Linked DNA regions of Homo sapiens: region 2 is linked to region 1. A link is an interaction called in ENCODE POLR2A ChIA-PET data of the cell type or tissue named here. Cell type or tissue: GM12878. All regions are shown on one strand. Links, peaks and the distances in the headings refer to the core of each region. The heading gives the core; the rest is flanking DNA. Region 1 overlaps RABGAP1L (RAB GTPase activating protein 1 like). Region 2 overlaps TNN (tenascin N).

Evidence for each region. Peaks named below come from ENCODE experiments on the same cell type or tissue, not always from the same donor. Only the 100,000 strongest peaks of a DNase experiment are listed, where the experiment ranks them.
Region 2: POLR2A ChIA-PET joins it to region 1 with 9 read pairs; 3 of 35 experiments call an interaction of 5 or more read pairs at or near these places.

What each region holds. Positions count from the first base shown.
Region 1 is chr1:174,987,146-174,996,104 of GRCh38, forward strand. RABGAP1L (RAB GTPase activating protein 1 like) reads left to right here. Exons shown (of 26, transcript NM_001366446.1): 25 at 1,496-1,693; 26 at 2,704-8,163. The coding sequence ends at 2,856. Among named protein-coding and RNA genes, the nearest start is that of CACYBP, 8.3 kb to the right of the region's middle. In GM12878, for the core only: no CTCF peak of the experiment used is centred there; no DNase peak of the experiment used is centred there; H3K4me3 peaks cover 1,695 bases; H3K27ac peaks cover 2,137 bases.
Region 2 is chr1:175,142,672-175,151,630 of GRCh38, forward strand. TNN (tenascin N) reads left to right here. Exons shown (of 19, transcript NM_022093.2): 18 at 1,716-1,879; 19 at 4,260-5,404. The coding sequence ends at 4,400. Among named protein-coding and RNA genes, the nearest start is that of KIAA0040, 46 kb to the right of the region's middle. In GM12878, for the core only: a CTCF peak has its summit at 4,064 (motif pointing right); no DNase peak of the experiment used is centred there.

The DNA of each region.
Region 1 (8,959 bases), core at 1,495-6,494:
AGAGCTCAGACATGTCAGAGGAAGAAATTTTTTTTTTTTTGAGACGGAGTCTTGCTCTGTCGCCAGGCTGGAGTGCAGTGGCGCGATCTCGGCACACTGCAAGCTCCGCCTCCCGGGTTCACGCCATTCTTCTGCCTCAGCCGCCTGAGTAGCTGGGACTATAGGTGCCCGCCACCATGCCCAGCTAATTTTTGTATTTTTACTAGAGACGGGGTTTCACCATGTTGGCCAGGATGGTCTCGCTCTCTTGACCTCGTGATCCACCCACCTTAGCCTCCCAAAGTTGTGGTATTACAGGCATGAGCCACTGCACCTGGCCCAAGAGGAAGAAATTAATGGTCAGCTGGACATGGGATGAAAGAGGAGCTAATGAAAAGATGATCCAAAGTCGTCAGGCCCAAATGGTGGAGACATGCCCAGTGGCACAAAAGTGTGGTGGAGAGTTGCTTTTTGTGTGTGTGAAGAGAGGAGGATGGGCACGGTGATGGACACATTGAGCTTGTAGCAGTAGGGCATCAAAGTAGAAATAGCATGTAATATCTTTTATCTCTATTGAATTATTTTTGAAAATAAGTAAACAACAGTACTATTGTCTGGAAAACAGTTGCTGTTGTTTAGTGCTGTGTGCCCGATTGGCAATGCGGGCATGTGGTAGAGTTATTTTATTTTATTTTTATTTTTTGAGATGGAGTCTCATTCTCTCGCCCAGGCTGGAGTGCAGTGGCGCGATCTCGGCTCACTGCAAGCTCCGCCTCCCGGGTTCAAGCGATTCTCCTGCCTCAGCCTCCCGAGTAGCTGGGACTATAGGCGTGTGCCACCATGCCTGGCTAATTTTTTGTATTTTTAGTAGAGACGAGGTTTCACCGTGTTAGCCAGGCTGGTCTCAATCTCCTGACCTTGTGATCTGCCTGCCTTGGACTCCCAAAGTGCTGGGATTACAGGCGTGAGCCACCAGGCCCGGCCGGAGTTACTTTTATTAAGCAACAGGGGTCCTCTTTGCTTAAAATTCAACAACAGGACATGTGCTTTGTTGCAAGGGTAGATTTAGGTTAGTCATGATGACCTTCCTCAGTCTACTACAGGCAAGTTCTTTAAACTCTGAGTTTCTTTATGAAATGAGGATGATGATAGTGCTTACTTATACAGTTGCTCTAGGATTAAGTGAAATACTACAAGTAAAGCATTTGGTGTGGGGCTTGGCATCTAGTAAGAATAATGATAGCATAAAATTTCTAGAACAGATTTCAAAGAGATGCTACAATACCTTCTATTTCTAGGGTATTTCTAGAGATACTTCAGGAAAAAGGAGCACCCGTCTTGGATAGTTGGGTTCGGGCTAATGATTTTGATTGCAGCACAAGAAAAATAATTAACCTTCAGAAATGGGCCTGCATCTATGACAATAAGCAGCATCTAAAAAAGTCATAAATTGTTTCAGAAGGTGATTTAGCCTATGGAATAGTTTGATGTTGGTTATCTCTTTTGGATACTTTAGGGTAAGATGATGGCATGCAAACACTGCAGTGACATTTTCAGCAAGGAGGGTGCTTTGAAACTAGCAGCCACAGGCAGAGAGGACCAGGGAATTGAAACAGATGATGAGAAGGACTCACTTAAGAAGCAGCTGAGAGAGATGGAACTGGAACTGGCACAAACCAAACTGCAGTTGGTGGAGGCCAAGTGTAAAATTCAGGTTGGTGATTTGATAAAAGAACAAGAAGAAAGAATAAACAATTAATGGTCCAGGATACTCTAGTACTTCAGAATACACCTATCTAGGTCAGAATTGTATGATGAATACATTTTCTGTCTGCTAATGTGTCCTGCATAATCACATTTTATATCATGTATTCTTAACGCTGATATAAACAAATATATAATTTTAAATGAAATTTTAATAATTAAAATTATATCTTATGGGAATTTAATTAAGCATATGCTTGTTTTTTTTACCCTGAGATTTTTTGCTTACATCCTTTCTCACAGAATGTGGTCACTTCAGTGGCTGATCCTGAAAATGAAAAACCAAACCCCCTCTGCTGTGTCTACCCTGAGAGTCACACATTGGCTGACACCCGTTCTTTCCTTTAGAGCTTCTTTTTATCTTTAGCTCATTTTGTCAAACCTCTTTCCCCATTATCTTTCTCCATATTGGCGCATAATATAATTAGAAATAGTCCTGGCTTCTGATGGACTCTTCTTCATTTCATTTTCCCAGTGATCCCTACCAGCACCATGGCTGCCATGTCACCAGCCTCCACCACACCAGCCAGCTTCCACCATGTGTCTGCTCTGACCTTGGACATTCTTAGGGCAAAGCCTATTTCTTTGGAACTGGAATTCATTCATGCTTCTACTATCAGTAAAAATTCATCCATATGTTTACATTTATTTGTGGTTTTTAAACCTGTTATATCGGATTGCAACCTAAACCTAAATTTGGACCTAACTTGCAGGGAAAAAAAGAATAAAATGAGCTTTTCTTTCACTGTTTAAAGAAAGCACAGATTCTAGATTTTTGATAAGTCTTTTAGCTCTTAACTTTATCCTTGTACTAAGAAGCCAATTCAATCTCTCCTGGGTTTTGTGGGAGGAAAATTGGCAGCACATACCTTGAGACTCCAAAAAGCTGCACACTTTTATTTATTTATTGGCAAAGAGAAAACATTTATTTAACTCAGATGATTTTCTTGCTTTAATTAGGAACTTGAACATCAGAGAGGAGCCCTTATGAATGAAATCCAAGCTGCGAAAAACTCTTGGTTTAGCAAAACCCTGAACTCTATCAAAACGGCCACGGGCACCCAGCCATTGCAGCCAGCACCGGTCACCCAGCCACCCAAGGAGAGCACATAGTTCCAGCCTTACCCAAGCACAAGAGCACAATGTTCAAACCAATGGAAATCTGGGAGGATTCTTCCTGGTGTCCCTTTGAAGGAAAGTCAAGGAGGCCAGAAAACAAGCCAGAATTTTTCAGTAGCTCTCACTCTTTCTTGTATGACACTTTTCAAAGGGATGCTATTTAAACTGACCTGTTCTATGTTGAATACCTATTTTCCAGCTTCTGGAAGGCCATGTTCAGATCCATCATAGTATTACACATTATTTTGTTTGCCTGATGTTTAGTTGGAAATAAGTAATTCAGAACTAAATGCTTTTTTATTTAGAATTATTCATAATTATTTTTATCTTACATAAAAATGGAGACATCTGTTATTCCAAGGTTGAAGTGATAAGAAGATCTTTGTCACAGGAAAAAAAAAATTGAAACCTAAACATCTTAAGTTTTCAGGATTTATTCAGATAAAGCACACTGTGGGGCCAGGCATGACCACTCTCAGGTTTCCTCCTGAGCCTGATTCCCAGGGAAGTGTTAATCCTGTCCAAAGGAAAGAACCAATCAGCGATCATTGGTTTACTTTCATTTTCTGTTCGGTACATCTGGAAATGAAGTGCCAGGAATAGACGGGCTGTTCAGATTATACGCTAGGTAAAAGGAACTGAAATTTTAATAAGTGTAGGTCAGGATCATTTGGGCTGTGGTATTCTAACAGATCCTTTTAAGAATGCCACATAGGACTTGTGAGTTCCTAAGTACACCAAAGTATGGACACAGATGTGACTTCTGGCAATTATAAAGTTAAAGGTGGATATTGCACCTTACAGACTTAGGGAGCCTTTACCAGAGACGCCTAAAAAGCCCCAGGTTCAGCCATTGTGCTGAATAGAGTGGAATATAGAACCAGGGACAGAGTATTTCATTTAACGTTGATATATACTTGCTAAGGAAACACTAACAATACTGTAACTTTGTTAAAGGACATAGTATTGAAATGGGAAATAGAGGTCAGGCTCACATCATCTTAGTTTAATGCTGGGCAACTTTTTCTGATTTCTGTAGTTCCCTGAAAATGTGTCCTTCGTACCCATAAAGAGATACAAATGCATTTGTAACATTTTTGATTGAATATAAAACCTTTACAGAAATACTTATCTCATGGAAAGGTAAAGCTATTGTTTAAAAATTAGTGGAAATATTTTTTCAATTATATTTAACATGCCTATAAAAATAGTCCTTGCAGGAAATTATTTGATAAGAGCAAAACTATTTTTATTTTATAAACTATTTTGGAGGCCTCTGATCCTTTCAAACCAACCAAACTACTATTAGATATGTACAATAACATTTGTTGATATTAATCATTGGCCTCATTGTTGAACATATTATTTGCAAAGAATCTTAAACTCTGTAGTGCCAGAATGATTCTCATCTGTGCCATATTTTGCAATTAAAAGTAACACACCCTTAGAAGAATCAAATAAGAGCCATCTACATCCCAGGAGGATGCACCAAGTTGCTCACAGTGGATCTTTTCCTCTAAAATGATCTTTTATGTTCTAAAAAGTGAAATCCCCTTTATCTGTGTTTATATTCTCTACAGCCCATAAAACTGATGTGATTGTTATGTTATACTCATCAGATAATACTTTTCTTACATAAATCTTTCATTGTTGTTCTGACATCTTTCATTACAAAATTTATTTTCTTAACAAAAAGGAACATAACCCAGCATTCCAAGTGTCTGTGTTGGCTTTAACATTCTCTACATGGTGGTCTAGATAAGCTAATTTTTTTTTTTTTTTTTTTGTAAAATGTAATAGCTAGAAAATGTTATCTTGGCGCTTGTTTTTGTAAATCATTTAGTATAGGCTGTTAGCTTTACTGGTACTTTACGCTTTGATTCCAAGAAGCCTTGTGCAGTTGCCTTATCAAATGGCCAGCTAAATTAAAGATGCTCTTTTGTGTTGTGAATTTCATAGTTCTGTACAGAGCTTGTTTCAATTTACAAAAATAAGTACATTCCACAGAATGCCTAAAGTGTGTAATTTTCTTTAAATAATAGTAGGTGAGGGAGAAACATAATGGCTCTAGGTCAATCCCTTATCTAAAGACCTTGTTCAACTTCATAGTCCCTTTCCTTTTAAAGAGGAGAAGAGAAAAATCCCCCCTGGCCAGGCATGGTGGCTCACATCTGTAATCCCAGCACTTTGGGAGGCTGAGGTGGGTGGATCACCTAAGGTCAGGAGTTTGAGACCAGCCTGGCCAACATGGTGAAACCCTATCTCTACTGCAAAATACAAAAATTAGCCGGGCTTGGTGGCGGGTGCCTGTAATCCCAGCTACTCGGGAGGTTGAGGCAGGAGAATCACTTGAACCCAGGAGGCAGAGGTTGCAGTGGGCCAAGATTACGGCATTACATTCCATCCAGCCTGGGCGACAAGAGCAAAATTCCGTCTCGAAAAATCACCAGGTACATACCTCTCAAGTTTGATAAGTCCATCTTTTGAGTTTTCTTTTAGCTCTTTCAAAAGATTACGAGGGCAATACATATTTTTTTTTTTTTTATTCTCCAGCCCCATATCATACTTGGGTATGCCTGTTGGTACCATAAGCCTAAACTCTCCTTCACTGCAATGCCTTTGAGTCAGTAGCAATAGTAAAGACTAGAAACAAAGAAAATTCAGAATTTGGTATGTGATATGATTGTTCATACAATATGTTATAATAGCAATATTCCAAACAATATGTCCTTCACTGTCTATTGTTGGAAAACTCATGCATCCCAGCATGAAGTAACTCCTAGTTTTAATTTTAGTTATTTTGAGATATATTTGAGAATTGCATCTCTTCTCTTGAATTTCACTTAGAAGAGATTAACCAGCCAAATATCCAGGAAAGTTTCAAAACATTCTAGTGTTTTTCATCCTTTGCTAGGATGCACTCTGTACAAAACATTCCTCTGAAAATCTAATATTTGCAGTATCTAAGAATTGATCATTTCTATTTTCATTAAATTCTGTGGAAAAAATTAAATGAATGAAATTCAACTTCATAATTCAGTTCATCAGCTTTTGTATCTTGAGAATCTAAACACGTCTTTAAATCTGAAAGAAACCAAGCTGGATTTTGCAGTGCATATGTTTGCTAGCTTCCCACATCCTGAACCATGTCAAAATTTGGTTTTATTTAGTTACATATAATTTAATGCAAAGAAATTCTGTTACTTAATGTTCTGTTTATTTATGAGTGCCTATCAGGAACACTAATAGGAATGCCATTCAACCAGTGTCTTCTGCCCCTCTCCCAGCTGTTAAATTAGTACTTCTTCATTGGCTTTCTGAAATGTCCTGAGTAAAGTAGAAAAGCAACCTTTGTATGGATGTGGGGATATTTAATAGTATGTATCTTGTTTCATTTTTTTCCTATGATGTATTAATATTTATTTTTCTCCAACCCCTGCTCCATTTTCTTAAAATATTTTCCAGTTAATAACTAGTTGCTTTATTTCCTAGCTGAAGTGAGAAAACCAACGGAAAACAATACAGATTTGGGCAGAGGAGATAGAGTTACATCTTTAAAGGAGTGAGCCAGTCACCCAGGAGAATCACATGTGTAACTGATGTAGGGGTTTAAGTCTTCATACTTTCACTAAAATCTGTCTACTAACTCTCCCACCAACCTTTGCATCAAACACTTAGGTACCTGCCTGATTAGGGGGGCCCCTTTAAGGGAAAAAACTTTTAAAAAATTAAATGCCTTGGTTTTGTTTTATCTTCTGGGAAAGAACACTTTTACTTGATTAGCAAGATGATTATATTATATAACTTGCCCTTAAAAACACTCCAAAATACTGACTCCTTTTCTCCAATTACAAATGAGTGTGAAGAAATTCTGTTGTATGATTTGAACACTATTAGGTTTGTATGTGTGTTTAATTGGAAGAATTTTATATAGAGTATCTCTGCTGCTTTTGTTTACCTGGGTACCACACAACCAAATACACATTGAGATTTCAAGAAATGATGATGAAAGCCAGAAGGCCAGACCACAGCTCTGCAGCCTGTTTCCTACAACCAGATATAAAACTCTTTCTCGTCGCCATGCTGATAGTCACACTGAACTAGAACTGTCCCAACACATTCTTCCTCTCTCATAATGGCTTCCATTTAATACAGGCAAAGCCCTTTACCTTAGCAAATTCTTTATCTTTCAAAAGTGACCAAAATGAGGACTTCAACCTTGGCTGCACCTCAATAGGAGATGCTGATCTTGAGTTGTAATGAGAAAAGTGGGCATATAGGAGATTTTAGTGACTGCAGTCAGCTGTCTGGCATTCCTTTCTCAGTTTGCATCTAAAAGACTACATATGTCAAGCTTATCTCCACCTGAATTTGCTGCCTGCTATAAAAACATTTCATTAATATATCCCATTCTTCCTACCTCCATCTCTGGTTTGTCATTAGTGGTATTCTGAAAAGCTTAAGAAAAAAGAATCATTGAGTAGAAAGTGAACATTTTAAGTTATTTTCCTTTTTCATTGGCAATTAGTTAACATGTAAAATCTTTTCCATTAAACTGTATAACTTTTAATAACTATATATTATATATGGGATAAAATATATGGACTGAATTGTGAGAATATAAATGCATCGAAAGACTCTGGTGTCATGAAAGCACAAGAATAAGGCTGGAGATGGTCCCAGATCCAAGATGTCCCAAAAGCCTTTTGTATCAGTTTCTCTATTTTTGGTATTTTGCATAATGCATGGATCCTTAGTTCAAATGAGGGACAAAGTTTCTCAGTCAGCCCCACTTCCTTTCTTTCTAACTCCTACCTTTCCCTTGCAGAGGAGGTAGTAGAGATTCTGGAATTGTCTATTTTTATGAATTCCATTATTTTGTCCATGGCATCTCTAATGAAAACAGGTTCTAGAATAAAGGAGTTGATTAGTCTGAACAGTACTAATTAACTACAAAATAAACGTTAGTGATCAGCCTCTTCCTCTATAAACAATGACCAATTAGACGTTTCCGTAATTCCATGTATTATGTATAGTACACTCTATAAATGTAAATGTAATGCTTGTCTAAAAAGTGCAATTTATTGTACATTGTCCCAACAAATGTTTACTTTTATAATCGTTATGAACTTGAATTGGATTAGTATCTTGTTTTTATGTGTGAATGAAGCCTTGTGAAATAAACAAATGCAACTGAGAAGGTAACAAGGTGACTGTTTTTGTGAGCCAGTGATGTTTTCAATGCTTTGTGTTGCCCCTTTGGCCCCATTAAGCAGTAATAAACATTTGTTCTGAAGTCCATGTATGTCTTTTTTATTTTTTTAGTTGACTTTATTCTGACTCATTTGAACCCAATGTTTATGTAACACTTCTTACACCTGACCCCAGACTCCAGTCAACGTAGAAAACACACAGTATATACCCTGCAAAATGATACCCTGTGCAGCACCACCACAAAGTGCTTCATTTTCCTCTCTACTGAGGTTCCTTGATTCCACGTAACAGAAACCCTTGCAAGCTAGCTTAATAATAGTAATTTTAAGAGGCAATTAATTAAAAGGAAATAGGATATCTGTATCATAGGTCCCAAAGGCCAAACACTTGGGCCTGAACTGGCACTAGGACAAGGGGCTGGAATGCCATCAGGACTCTGAAAGCAACTGTTCCCAAAATTGTGCTTCTGCTTGTCCTTCCAGATGACTTACCTGCTTCATTCTTCTCTCTGAAAACAGGCTTTCTCTGCTTCTAAGTACACAGCTACCAAGTTTACATATCCTCTCTTCAAACTACCAGCAGAAGACTACCATCTCAATTGTTCCAATTACAAATTCTGGAAAAAATATGACTGGCTAATCCTGGGTCAGGTAGCTGCTGTTAGTCCTTTAAGGTACAGCAAGGTAGGAGATACTATAAAATTCAAACTAAACTTCAGAGGCACTTATGAAAGTGGAGATAGTGTGCAGAGAATCCCAATCATATCTCATTTGCATTTGCATTTTGTGCTGGGAATCCATGGAACCCAAGTGAAATCTCAAGAGATTTGTCAGCTCCTCTTGGAATTCAGCATGTATTAAAAAATAATCAAAGACTGTAAGAT
Region 2 (8,959 bases), core at 1,394-6,393, 160 kb after region 1:
CAGTGGCACGATCTTGGCTCACTGCAACCTCCACCTCCCGGATTCAAGCAATTCTTCTGCCTCAGCCTCCAGAGTAGCTGGGACTACAGGTGTGCACCACCATGCCAGGCCAATTTTTGTATTTTCAGTAGAGACGGCGTTTCACCATATTGGCCAGGCTGGTCTTGAACTCCTGACCTCATGATCTGCCTGCCTCGGCCTCTCAAAGTGCTGGGATTACAGGTGTGAGCCACCGTGCCTGGCCCATTTGCATTTCTAACAAGTTCTCAGGGGATGTGGATGCTGCTGGTCTGGGAACCCCACTTGAAGAGCCATTGATAGATAGCTCTCTCTTGCTAGCGTGCAAGAAGCCCCCCATTGAAACAAGGAAGGCATAGGTGGATTGGTGTCTCAGAAAGAACCCTGGACTTGGAATCTCAGGACAGAGATTTGAGTCCCAGCTCTGCTGTTTGTGGACGGTGGGACCTTAAGAAGTTCCTAGAGTCTAACCTTTTTGAATTTGTTTCCCCACGGGACTAAGAGCTGCCCTGCTCACTTCACAGGGTTGCTGTGAGAGTGAGATGAGAATGCACATGCGAAGAAGATCGCTAAACTTAGAGCTGAGATATAAATGTAAGAATCTTTATTGCAGGAACAGAGCTTGATGAAGCTTGTGATTGATATGGGCCCTTATTGCCTTTTATGAGCAGAAAAAGAAAGCTTGTAAAAGGATGAAAAATATGATAGGGAAACAGGAGATACATAAGCAAAATAATTAAAGCAGTTTTCCAGATGGGATGTAATGAAGGACTGAATTTTACATGTGTCTCCAGAAGGGCTCTGGAAGTTCAGGAGTGTTTGTGTGTAGGTGTGTGTGTGTGTGTGTGTTAGGAGGGTGCATGGGAAGACCAATAAAGAGAATCTTCTTTAGAAGTGGCCTTGAGCTAGGCTTTGAAGGGATGGTTGGGATTTGGACAGATGAGGGCAGAGAGAAATCTCCTGGAAGGTGGGCTGGTCCACAGTGGAGGGTGTGTGGTGGAGATGGTGGGATGCAAGACTGTGCATAGGGCACAACCAACCTACAGGCCTGCAAGGCATGGAAGAGGAATTCACCTCCACGTGGTATGAAGTAGACTGTTAGGCCTGAGATGATGAAAATGGACGTCTAAACTCCAGAGGGGCTGGCAGGCAAGAAGCCAGAGAGAAGGCTGTTTTGTTAACACAGACCCAGGATGAGAGAAGGCCGAGGGTGGCTGTCATGGGAGCAGAGACATAGGGGTGTATGTGAGTGACCTGCAGAGGGAGGGCTTGAGAAGAGGTATGAAGGGATTTCCAAACATGGCTCCAGGTTCCAGGTCTGGGTGGTGTGGAGAAGGGTGGACCCAAGGCAGAGTGGGTAGAGTGGAGAGTGGTGCTCTTGTGTGTGGTGTGGTCAGGGACTTGGGGAGAGTTGTTATGTTTGGATATTTGATCTGACTGTGGAGCTTCCAAGTGAAAATGCTATGAGAACTGTTGGAGAAACAGGCCTGAAGTTGGGGTACAGGCCAGGAAAGACAGCTTGTTCCCATGTGTCATGTTCCCATTTGGGCTGTTTTGAGAGAGCGGTGACTACCTGTGACATGACTGGCTGCATCTTTGGCATTTTCATGCCTAGAGATCTTCCTGCTGGGTCCTCTTTTGATCATCTCCTCGGTGGCTAACCCTGGGCTCTCGCCTCCGTCTCTTCTCTCCTGCAGGGGATGCTCTTACTTACCACAATGGATGGAAGTTTACAACTTTTGACAGAGACAATGATATCGCACTCAGCAACTGTGCCCTGACACATCATGGTGGCTGGTGGTATAAGAACTGCCACTTGGCCAACCCTAATGGCAGATATGGGGAGACCAAGCACAGTGAGGTAGGTGACAGGTGAATGTCTTTTCTGTCCCAGGGTATGTCCATATTCAGCTTCCAAATGGACACCCTCCAGGCCAGTCTGGCAGCCCCTCTCCTTCTGAAGCTTCCAGTCAAAGCAGTAGAGCTTCTCCTCCAGGCTCCATGGCCTTGAGGTCGTGGCCTCCCTTCCTGATGGCCATGGCCCTGCTTGTTTTGCATTCCCAGAGCTGCACACTTGCCTAGGGGAAGGTGCGGGAAAAGCTTGGGCTGCCCACTGCCATGTAATGACAGATGATGTGCTCTGCACGCTGTCTCATTTTACTAGTTCACACACTGTCAGCTCTAGCTGCTGTAACAAAATAACACAGACCAGGTGGCTCAAACAACAGACATTTATTTCTCACAGTTCTGGAGGCTGGGAAGTCCAAGATCAGACTGCTGGCAGATTTGGTTCTTGGTGGTGGACCTTGCTGGCTTGTGGCTGTGCGTCCTCACATGGCGGACAGAAAGGAGCTCTGATCTCTTCTTCATATAGGGGCATATGTCCCATCATGAGGGCTCCACCTCATGGTCTCATGTAAACCTAATTACCTTCCAGAGGCCCCCTCTACATACCATCATGTTGGTGGGGGGTGGTTAGGGCTTTACTACATGAATTTTGAAGAGACACAAACATTCAGTTTATAACAAACACTGCCTACTTTCTAGTTGTTCTCCTAGTTGAACAAGAGCTATTTCTTTAGGCTGAGCATGGTGGTTCATGCCTGTAATCCCAGCACTCTGGGAGGCTGAGGTGAGCTGATTGCTCGTGCCCAGGAATTTGAGACCAGCCTGGGTAACATCGTGAAACCCTGTCTCTACAAAAGATACAAAAATTAGCTGGGCATTATGGCGTGCACTTGTAGTCCCTGCCTCTAGGGAAGCTGAGGCAGGAAGATCACTTGAGCCTGGGAGGTTGAGACTGCAGTGAGCCATGATCAAGCCACTGCACTCCAGCCTGGGTGGCAGAGCAAGACCCTGTCTCAAAAAAAAAAAAAAAAAAAAAAAGCTGTCTCAAGTCCTTTGATCACCAGGAAAACAGTCTTTTGTGCCTTAGGTCAGACCTACTCTTGGATCCACTTCACCCAAAACCTTCCCAGAACATTGAGCTAGACCAGTCTCTCCACATTGGGAGTGTGCGCCCAGGGCCCAGGGGTCCAGGAGGGCTCCTCTTCCCACATTGCCCTGAAACTGTCCCACCCGCTATTTCTCAAGCCTCCTCTGCCCCAGTGCATCATCCTGACTCTTTGACAGCTGCGGGGCACTTCCCACCTGCTCCCTCACAGTTTCTTGAAAATTGCATCTTTGTCTCTGCTCGTCATTAATCCTCTCCCCTCCACAAACGCTGAGTCCCCATCCTAGGTTTCTAATTTCCCATCTGCAGCCCTGATCCTAAGCCTCCAGGAAGCCACCTCTTCAGAACTCACCTTGTACCAATATTACTGTAAATATTAGCACATCCGAAGTCCAGGTACATTTTGATTACTTTGGCCCTGACCAGTCTTCGGGACTCCCAATCTTTATGTGATTTTTCAAAGGGAAGAAGAAATTTGCCCCCAGGGAAGCTGGGGAGGGTGGGCCCATGAATCATGGTGGCAGCGTGTGGGCTGACTCAGGGAAGCCAGGGATAGGAGATCAAATATTGGAAACGAGCAGCCAGGATGCCCTGAACCATCCCATATTTGCTAATAAAAGACATTCATCTGTTTAATGCGCTTTTCACAGTCTGCAAGGCATTTAGCTTCTTGTTTATTATTTACCTCACAAATTAAAATACATAAAATTGGTCACTTGGGCTTTTTATTGGCCAGGTTGCAGGGTTATTAAGTGAATTAAATATTATTGCGCTCACCAGTCAAAAGAAATAAAATGAAATTTAGTTTTCAGCAGGCTATTTGTTACCCCAGAGCTAATATCTAAACAGTCTAAATTGAAAATGATTTTACACAACTGGCCAATTAATATGTTTATTTTTGCCTTTAATTTTTTGGAAAGGAAAAGAGTGAAGGAAAGATAATTTGCCCATTGCCGGCCCGGTTGACCCCTGTGTTGTCTCTGTGGCTGCTCTGGCCTCACCCAGCTCCCGGGCTCACACCCCCTTGCTCCCACCATAGAGACCGCCAGCTTCCAAATCGTCCAAGTCCTCTCAGCCCGTCTAACCCCAGCTGCCCAGCAGAGGGCGCGTGTGTCCGGATCCTGCCCTCCCCTCCCTTCTCATCACCCCGTCTCTTTCTCTCTCCTGAGCAGAGAGGGAGTGGTTTCACTGGTAATTAATTAATTAATTAATTCCTTTGTACCATAACCCACCCTGCCCTCCTCCTAAGAGCCTCTTCTTGATGTGGCTTTTTTTTTTTTTTTGGTAGGGGGTGAACTGGGAGCCTTGGAAAGGACATGAATTCTCCATTCCTTACGTGGAGTTGAAAATCCGCCCTCATGGCTACAGCAGGGAGCCTGTCCTGGGCAGAAAGAAGCGGACGCTGAGAGGAAGGCTGCGAACGTTCTGATGGCCCGTGTGAGCAGTCCTCGCAGGAGACACCACCAGCTGTGGCAGCTTGGGGCGGGGTGGGTAGTGGTCACTGCGGTCTGGGAGTGCTCAGATAGCCCGCAGAACAAATCATGTCACCAAGCTTCAAGCCATGGAGGTTCCTTCCCTCTCACCTGCATTTTTGCCCGTCTTTATGAGGGTCTTGAAAATCAAAATAGTAGTTGCACAGTATGTGTAGGAAAGACAGTACTGGAACGGCAAGGTTTCTCAGCTTATCTTCAGCAACATATATACTGGATTAGGGCAAGAGAAGGAATCACCCAGCACTTCACCAGTTGGAAATCTCTGGAAATTTACATCTATGTATTTAAAGTTCTGCTAATGCAAATCTTTTCTCTGGAAAGAAGCACAGAGGAGGAGTTCTGATGACCCAGGGGTTAGGGCTGAGACAACCGGACGTTTGTCACCTCCTTTCCCATTGGGTTTTTAGGAAAACAGTGTGAACCTCCCCCTTTTAATTTCTGGTGTTATGAGGAAGAATAAAGGGGATAAAAGGGGCTAAGATGGACTCATGTTTAGCTAAGTTCTGACTTGTATCCAGCATGCTGGAGACCAAAGCTGCCGCCTTACTGCTATTTTTAAGTGCCCTCTTTTCAGTCATTTGCATAATTGCGTCCATAGAGCTGCATATGTTGTGAATAAATTCTCACTCATTTCAACTTTGAATAATTTGACTGTCTTGATAATTGGTTCCTCCCAAAGACTCTTCTGCAACTCCCATTCATGCCCACCAGGCCTCAGACTCCCTCTTTTCCCCGCCCTGCACTATTGGAGCCCTGGGTTTTGTGGGAGTGCTCAGCACCGTGAGTCTTACTGTTTGATCGGACAGTTAGCAAGATCAGATCCTTTTTGCTTATTTTCTATCACTTTGGAGGGTTTTCTGTAGCAAAATCAGTGACCAATGAAGTAACTTAAATTCCTATTGAAGAAAAAAAATAATAAACCACTTGATTTAAAAAAAAATTGCCATGTGTTATTTTCCTCCACGTAAGTGCACTTGAATTCTAAATTTAACCTACATGCAAGTGAAGGTACAATTCGTGCATTGTAATGGAATTTGGTTGGCTGTGGACTCTGATTTGCATGATGGGAAATAATGGTATTTAGAATGCAGAAGTGAGTGAATGGGAAGTAAGGCGAATGCTCCAAAAGCTGCCGTACCCCTCCAGGACGAGGGTGTAGTCTATTGCCTAGATGTCTCCAGGTTTTAACCTCTGGGTGAATGTCAAACCATACCCCTGAAACCGTTTCTGTCAACCTTTAAAGTCTTCAGCATCCCCCTCTGGTGCCTTCCTTCCCCAGACACACACATTGAGCAATGCCATGGTAACTGCTCGCTCTGATAATGAGTGGTCTCAGTGAAATACAGTTTTAGTGTTGATGCTGACGATGAAAAAATGTGCTTGCATGTTATTAATTGATTCAACAAGAGTTTGTTGTTTGCTTTGTATCAAGCAGTGTGCTGGGCACTGGGGAAACAAAGGTGAGCAAGATAGACACTATCCTTGTATTGATGGAGCTTGTGTGCTGTCATTCATTCATTCGTTTACATTCACTCATTCAACGAATAGAGATGAAGCCCTATTATGTGCCAAGTTCCATTCTAAGCATTGGTGTTAATCAAGGACATAACATCATATTCCTGTCCTTGTGCTAATATTCTCATGGTGGAGGCTGACATTAAGCAACAAATAAATGTGTGGTTACAAGAAGTGGGAAATGCCGTGGAAGAAAAGGTAGGATGAGAAGATGAAGGTGTTGCATGGTGTTGGACTATGAAGCCTCTCTGAGGAGGAGATGTTTACAGAAATTGACCAAATTTCTCCTAGTCTTGATCTAACTTTATCAGGGCCTGAGCCTGAGCTAATTTCTTTGTCTGCCTTTTTTTTTTTTTTTGAATGGGGTCTCTCTCTGTCTTGCAGGCTGCTGTATATTCACATGATCAAGGCTCACTGCAGACTTGAACTCCAGCCTTGAACTCCTGGGCTCCAGCAATCCTTCCGCCTCAGCCTCCTGAGTAGCTGGGACTACAGGCACATGCTACTGTGCCCAGCTAATTTTTTACTTTTTTGTAGAGATGGAGTCTTGCTATCTTACCCAGGCTGGTCTCATCTGTCTTAAAGGTCTGTCTGCACAACTTCCCAGTTCCAAGTCTTCTCCTCAAATTCTCTTCTTTTAAAAACATTTTTGTAGTTTTTTAATTGTTTTATTTAATAGAAATGGAGTCTTATTGTCACCCAGGCTGTGTGAGGAAAACAGTGTAAATCTCTCCCTTTTAATTTCTGGTGTTGTGAGGAAGAATATAGGGAATAAAAAAAGGCGAGTGCAATGTGTGACCACAGCTCATTGTAGCCTTGAATTCCTGGACTCAGCAATCCTCCCGTCTCAGCCTCCTGAGTAGCTGGGACTGCAGGCGAGTGCCACCATGCCCAACTATACATCTATATCTATATCTTTATCTATATCTATATCATCTATATCTATATCTGTATCTATATGTATATCATCTATATCTATATCTATGTCTATATCTATAGATATATAGCAGGCTCTTGCTATATTGCTCAGGCTGGTCTTGAACTCCTGGCTTCAAATGATCCTCCAGCCTTGACTCGGGAAGTAGATGGGACTACGGGTGCTAGCCGCCGCACCTGGCTGGAATTCCCTTCTGCTGCTCCGTGACCCCGTTTGCATGTGGGGTACTCAGCTTCGTAATTATGAAGCTTTGGGCTCATCACAGTGATCCAGGGTTTTTAGAAAAGTGCCTCCTTTGCAAAATGGATTAAATCCCAGAAATTGACTTCGAGCCAAGGATGGTGATTGTTGGCAATGCTTCTCAACTTTGAACATGCTTGTTAACACAGAGATCACGGGGTCCCTTCCCCAGACGCTCTAGTTAAGTAGGTCTGGGCCGAGGGCTGCTGCTGGAGTGGTGTCCACTCTGAGTAGCTGTGGTGTGGGGGAGCCGCCGGTGGTCTTTTTGCTCTGGAGGAGCCTGTGATGGTAGCAAATTACAAAACACACACCCCTGTGTTCATTGACCCCAGGGTTTCTCCACCACTGGGCAAGAGGAGGACTTTTGGGAAACAGGAGCTATTTCTTACATTATTTTGCCTGTAGGACCCATGGTGCACAAAGGAGCGGGTGAAGAAAACCTCAGCTGACCCTTCAAAGGTTCTACTGGGGACCAGGAAGGAAGTTGAGAGAAACTCATTTTCAAAGGGCCTCTGTCTGACTGAGGAAAACATTCCAACTTGAAACTTCCATGCCTAACCTCATTTTAACGTGACCAGTGCTCACAACTTCCAATCTGGTAGCTGAATATGGGCCCGTGGAATGGGTTTCTGGATAGACCTGCTTTTTAGAGAGAGTCAATTTTCTTAGAACCAGGTTATGAGCCATCAAGGTTTTGAAGCTTACAGGGACGATTTCTACCCTTTAGAACAAACTAAAGCAAACAAAAGCTCTCATAGAAGGCACAGGCTGCAAGCCAGGCACTAGGGTAGATGCAAAGACAGAAGTCTTGGTAAAGTTTCCAAAGTGTTGCCTTTTATGCAGGACATGAGCAAGACAGTGATAAACAGAACACAAATGTGGCCTTCCAGCAGCTCTTGGAGTGGTGGCAGAGGCAGCCATGGAAACAAACTGGGGAGAGTGAGTCCACAGGGAGGTGGACTGAACACTGTGGGCAGAGTCAGGGTGACTCATCCTGCCAGGGGTGCCAAGGGAGAGAGCTTCACGGGGATGTGATGTCGGCTTTAAGTCTGGAAGGATGAGTTCTGGGGGGAGAAAAAAGAGGCCCAAGAGGGGTGGGGCCCATCGGGTACAGGAGACTTGGCAGCAAGGAAGAGAAAGTGTGGAGTGTGGCATGTCTGAGGGGGGCAAAGTGGTTTCTTACTGGGGTGAGGAGAGCTTGGTGGGGAGCCAGGCTGGTGAGATGAGTGGGGATTCTTCCTTTGCCAGGCCAGTACTGAGGTTCTCAGCGCTCACTACCTGTCGGCGGCGGCAGGGGGCCTCCATGGGTACAGAAGCTCCACTCCCCTCAACGGGCTCTGCTCCAGTGGGTATCAGGTGAGTTCTGTGCACCTGAGCTTCCTAAAGTGCCCCCAAGGATTCCAACATAGACCACGCTTGAGAGCCACTGCTCAGATGAAAGCATGTGGAAAGTGGGGAACACACAGGTTTTTAAACCTGAGAGTGACAAGGTCAGATGTATATTTCGGAAATATCAGTCTGGTGATAGGATAGACAACAGGGCTGGGGGTGTTGAGGGAAGTTTTGGAGGAAGGATAGGGACTCACAGGCAAGTTGAGTGCTATTGTGATAGTTCAGGCAAGCGGTCATAACTTCCTTGGCCTGTGGCAGAAATGGTGGAGAAGGGGAGGAGGGTCTAGATTAGTGAGATATCCAGGAAGAAGGAATGGTGGGCTTTGAGGAGGATGGGTGGTACAGGCAAGAGATGGGTCGTTTCATGTCAGAGCTTAGAGCTGGTTGTTCCTGACAGTGGCTTCCTCTGGG